Linked DNA regions of Homo sapiens: region 2 is linked to region 1. A link is a contact called in ENCODE Hi-C data. All regions are on one chromosome and are shown on one strand. Each heading gives the region's core, a stretch centred on a gene start or an enhancer-like site at or near the end of the contact. The rest is flanking DNA. Distances are from core to core; before and after follow the strand shown.

Region 1 (2,700 bases), core at 64-2,563:
CACTGCAACCCACGCCTCCCGGGTTCAAGCGATTCTCCTGCCTCAGCCTCCTAAGTAGCTGGGATTACAGGTGTGCGCCACCACGCCCGGCTAATTTTTTGTATCTTAGTAGAGATGGGGTTTCACCGTGTTAGCCAGGATGGTCTCGATCACCTGACGTCGTGATCCACCCGCCTCAGCCTCCCAAAGAGCTGGTATTACAAGCGTGAGCCACCGCGCCCGGCCTTAATTTCAAAAGGTAATAGAGCTAACCAGTCAACACTTCCTTCCCAATCCTTTCTCTTTTGGGTACAGGTGAGTATAAAATCTTACCAACTATCATAGTTAACAAACAAACCATAGCAAAATATGTTTCTATGCTTTTTCTCTTGAGAGCAAAGGACATGGGTATCCTTTCTTAGACGGCTTCTAGGACTTAAGCCAGGAAGAGAACTTGCGTCTCCTACGTCTCTGGAAGGCGTCTCTGGAAGGTGTCCCTTCTTCAATAGACAGAACTAAAACAGAAAGTTCCCTTGACCAAAGCGAAGCAAGCGAGGACAAGGTGGCCACCTGGGTGACTACAACCCCCAGCATGCACTGCTCCTTCTAGGGCGCAGCGACGAACGAAGACGCATTACTTCTGCGATGGGAACGGGGTAGAGGAGCGCGACTACACATCCCAGGATGCAAAGCGCCCCAACTCTAGTCACAACCTGGCTTGCTTTCTGGCTGGCGTTCCCCGCCAAAGGGACACTAGGGGAGGGGATTGTTTCGGTTGGGAATCCCCGAAGTCTACTGGACCGTGACATTTCGAAAGAGGAAGGAAAGTGGAGGAAAGCTGTTTCACTGTAATTCAAAGTAGTTCCCGCGCAGGGTGGCGAGGAGTTATGGGCCCCTTCCATAATTTATTGTTCCTCAAAGGCAATGCCAAGCCCCACTGGTCGCAGCCCTCCAGGGCAGGTGGGAAGTACGTGAAGCCCCAAATCGAAGTTATCAGCCTCTCCCTATTGGCCCTCGCCTCGAGCGCAGGCGCGAGGGCTCTGACTCCGGTCCCCTGGGCCTGGTGAGCGGCAATTGGCCAAAGTCCGCGAAGTAGGAGGCCGGATTGGTAGTTGCTAGCAGGAGCCTGATTTCTTCCTCGACTTCTGCAAGTGATAGAGTGTGATTGGTTTAAATCCGCGGGCACCTGTCGGTGATTGGGTAGAAGCCACAGGCGGGGCGCGGCCATTGGCTGGCTCTGGGGCCATCCCTCCTCGGGCGGGCAGCGAATGATGAAATGGGAACGGGGAGGGGAAAGGCCGCGACGTGAGCGCGCGACCTCCGGCGCCATTTTGTAGAGAAACAAGCGGAGTTAACCGAAGAGGGGGTCGAGGAGAGCCGGAGTCGGGGACCCAGGAGTTTCCTGTGTCCAGCGCTGCCGGAGCCGCCTGAGGTGAGGCGGGTTGGCGTCAGGGGCTAGGGTAGGGTGGCGGTGTCAGCTTGGGAACGCGAGAGCCGGTGGGAGGAGGAACAGGGGTGGACCTGGGGCCACTGGAAGCGTTTCCCGGAGCTCTAGGGAGTGAGAGGCAGCCGGGACGGGGAAGTGGGACGAGGCGGGAGAGGGCGGACTCTTCTCCACACGGCTCTCGGAGGCTTCGCGCTCTGAAGATGAGAGGCCAGCGAGAAGGCTCCAGGAAGCGGAGGGTAGAGCGCGGGGTGAGACCCATGGTGGTCTCTGTCCCGGGCCTGGAGGCTCAGGGGGCGGCAGCGGCGGCAGTTCGTGTCGCTGGGCCTGGCTTCGCGCGGGTTGCACCCCTCTGAGACCTCCACGACCTCCTTAACTACTGTTTCTGTCTCTGCTCCCTGATGGTTGCAGTGGGCATCGGCTTCCGAGGCCTAGGGCTTCTGGCGGGGGGGACCGTGTTTGGAGTTTTTGCATGTTTCCAGTTCTTCTCCGTGTACTCGGAGCTGCCACTCTCCCCGTCTTACGCCCCCAGCACGTTGTCAAAGCCCCCCAGGTTTCGGGTGTCCCCGGATGGGAAGGGCGGGCGGGAGCAAGCACTTCCTTATTACTTGCTACAGGTTTTGTTCCACTCGCGCGCCTGGGCGCTCACACTTTCTTTGAAGTTGGCCCCCACCTACTCGGTCCGGTGTCTGCAGTAGTGGCGGTCCTGCTCACCCAGGACAAGTGTCCCGCTAGTGAGCTGAGCACTTGTAGGCCTCAAGGCTGATAAGATCCACGGCAGGTCTTGTAGAGGTACTTAAGGCCAAACACAAATAATACTTTTTCAGTACCACCTCCTTTGCAGAATTCACCCAAGAGGGCTCACAGATACTAACTCCCCGAGGAGTAAGCTTTGTAGATTAAAAAAGAATGCTTGACATCTGTGCGTTTGAAAATGTTGTATTTAAAATAAACTTTATGACAAACTTTTCCCATGAAGTTAATCAAATGTCACATTTCTTAGGACTCTAATAAAGTCTGTTTTCTTCCTGAAAACTGAGTAACAATGCTTAACCTACCCTGCCGATTTCTCTACAATTCGATAGCCTGTGACTACTTGGGTTTTTTTTTTTTTTTAAGTCAGTGATTGAGTGAATATAATTATACTGTTTGAAACAATGCCGAACGTTTTCCTTATGACAGCCCCTTTGATAGGAATAGGGAATACATGGATTAAAAAAATGAGGGAAGGCAAGTAAAATATTAGGAGGAAGGTCAAACAGATTAAGAACAATTTT
Region 2 (2,806 bases), core at 150-2,649, 5.2 Mb after region 1:
GTGAAAGAATAATTTGTATTTTAGCTAACTAAAAGTTTGTCTCTTAAAAGTTAAAACTCTAAAATAAGGTACAGCTCCCTACATTCCCTCTTGTAAAACTTATGCTCGGAGGCAAAGATAAGCATTCTGCTCACCTGAAAAATTAAGATTATTCTCAGCTCTGAGAAACAGAATTTCACAATTCCCATCTACTGCTATTTTTGCAGACACTCAAAGATAAAAGAAAATTGTGATTAAATTTGGTTCCAAAAAAAATCCATGATTTAACAAAAGCCTACTGATATGGTTTGGCTATGTCTGCATCGAAGCCTCAACTTGAATTGTATTTCCCAGAATTCCCATGTGCTGTGTGAGGCACCCAGTGGGAGGTAATTGAATTATGGAGGCCAGTCTTTCCCGTTCTATTCTTGTGATAGTGAATACGTCTCGCGAGATCTGACGGCCTTATCAGGGGTTTCCACTTTTGCTTCTTCCTCATTTTTCTCTTGCCACCGCCACCTAAGAAGTGCCTTTCGCCTCACACCATGATTCTGAGGACTCCCCAGTCATGTGGAACTGTAAGTCCAATTAAACCTCTTTTTGTTCCCAGTTTTGGGCATGTCTTTATCAGCAGCGTTAAAATGAATTAATACACCCACCATCCAAATATTCAAATTTGCTTCAGAGACAGATAATAAGTTGAACATTCCCTAAAAAGGCAACTTGATGCAGAACAGCCTTCATTGGTCTTCCTGCCCCTCCTCTACCTTTGGTTACCAGAATCTATCACAGGTTCTCCCCCTAAGGTAGACAGGTCTTCAGAGAAATAAGTTAAAGTCAACATTCTTGACAATAAATATGGAGAAGATGTGACTTGGTGTCAAAGGAGCCAGTAAAACATCTTTCTGATTTTTCAAATAAACTCTGAAAGGTTAAGATAGCTTAACAATGTCTTTTAATATTCAAGATAAAATTTCCCTGTGTATTAAATGTACTTATTCTAATTTTTTAAAAAACCTAGCAAAACTTTCACCTGGCAACAGAGCCAACTATTCAAGTTTCATAAGATATAGAAAAGCACAGAAATTTACTGTATACAGAAACAAACCTACATGTTTTCTCTATGTCTTAAAGTGTAATACAACTAAGACTTTCACTTTGTTTCAAAGAAATTCATTCTATAATTAAGTCAATAAAATGATTTGGGTAGATTATTGCATTCAAAAGGCTGCTCCCTGCCTTACAAGGTTTCTTGCAGCCAACTACTTCACTGTGCATGAACCGATGCCTACATTGGGAGGCACTGGGAGGGAAAAACACCTTGTACACAAACAGGAGAATCAACAGCAGCCAGCAGCATATAACCACATCACCCACAGGCAGCAGTAGTTTCACAGAGGAAACTAGGTGTGACAACCACAAACAGCTTCCTGCCAGAGTCCTCAAGGTCAACATGGTGCTTCTTGGTAGCACTGTGCTTAGCTTAAAGCTTCCTGTTCATTCTGATCAAGAGGAATCTTTAACTTGGGTGCAAATATTAAGTCGGTATCTTAAAAATATTAGGATGTTCCATCTCCAAATGAAGACTTACAAAATTTGGAGTGACCCTGAGCTTTGTCCTTAGTCCTCTTGTATTCTCTCTCAATTCATACCTCTAAGTAATCCCTCCTCATTTTATAGCTTTAAAAGCCATCTACGGCTGGGCATGGTGGCTCACGCCTATAATCCCAGCACTTCAGGAAGCCGAGGCGGGAAGATCATGAGGTCAGGAGTTCAAGACCAGACTAGCCAAGATGGTGAAATGCCGTTTCTACTAAAAATACAAAAAATTAGCTGGGCATGGTGGCAGGCACCTGTAATCCCAGCTACTCAGGAGGCTGAGGCAGGAGAATCGCTTGAACCCAGGTGGCAGAGGTCACAGTGAGCCGAGATTGCACCACTGCACTCCAGCCTGGGTGACAGAGCGAGACTCCATCTCAAAAAAAAAAAAAAAAAAAGCTATCTGTACCCACCCTGATGACCCCAGGACATATATACACAACCCCTAACCTCTACTGTGAACTGTGAACTCCGGTCTTGTATACCTCAACTGTCTATTCAACTTCTCTACTAGGATGCTTAAAAGACATCTCTAATTTAACATGCTAATAACCCTAACTCTTGATTCCCCTTCCCCCAGACTTGCTCTTCCCTCTTAATAAATTTCAGTAGTAAATGTTCCCCGAATGTCTACTATGTGCCAAGCGCTGCATACAACACTGGTCACAGCCTTGGTGAAGCTTATATTCTAATGCAAGGAGACAGGTAATAAACAATTCTTTCTACCTACCTCCCTACTTACTGTCAGACAGTGATAAATACGAAGAGAAACACTAGCAAGCAGAGTCAGGGGGAAAAGAAGTCCTGAGGGTTGGGGAGGATGTTGTGGTTATTATTGACATAGCAGTTGGGTTATCAGAGACCAGAATGAAGTGAGAAGGAAGCCACATGAGTCTCTTGAAGCAATACAGTTTAGGCAGAGGGAATTGCAAAGGCAAAGGCTTTGTGTTGCAGGCATGCCTGGCATATCTGAAGAACAAAAAAGGAGGTTAATGTGGCATAAGTGGGTGAGGAGGGAGGAAAGTAGATGAATTCAGAGAGAGCCAGGGCCAGATAACTTACAACATTACAGGCACTTGTCAGGATTTTAGCTTTTATATCATTCACCCAACTGGAGACATCACTGTTCTCTTTTTCTCATACCCTAGATACAAACCCTCGGTAAATCCTGTGGGTGCCATCTCCAAAATATGGCCCAGCTACAAACCATTCTCTGAAGCAAGCCACC

The links. A loop is a pair of places that touch in the nucleus more often than their neighbours do. Pooled maps may share reads with other maps.
Region 2: a pooled map shows a loop between it and region 1 (12-fold over the local background). The contact joins the enhancer-like site here to the promoter of CNOT1 in region 1. A Hi-C loop is called at or near these places in 2 of 50 pooled maps.

What each region holds. Positions count from the first base shown.
Region 1 is chr16:58,628,439-58,631,138 of GRCh38, reverse strand. CNOT1 (CCR4-NOT transcription complex subunit 1) reads left to right here and starts at 1,313. Exons shown (of 49, transcript NM_016284.5): 1 at 1,313-1,411. RefSeq lists enhancers at 446-935, 1,226-1,435, 884-1,559, 1,560-2,236.
Region 2 is chr16:53,456,429-53,459,234 of GRCh38, reverse strand. The region is part of intron 8 of RBL2 (RB transcriptional corepressor like 2); the gene reads right to left. Among named protein-coding and RNA genes, the nearest start is that of RBL2, 23 kb to the right of the region's middle. Within about 2 kb of position 1,399, at least 6 of the 41 ENCODE cell types and tissues checked have a DNase peak (open chromatin) inside an H3K27ac peak, as active enhancers do.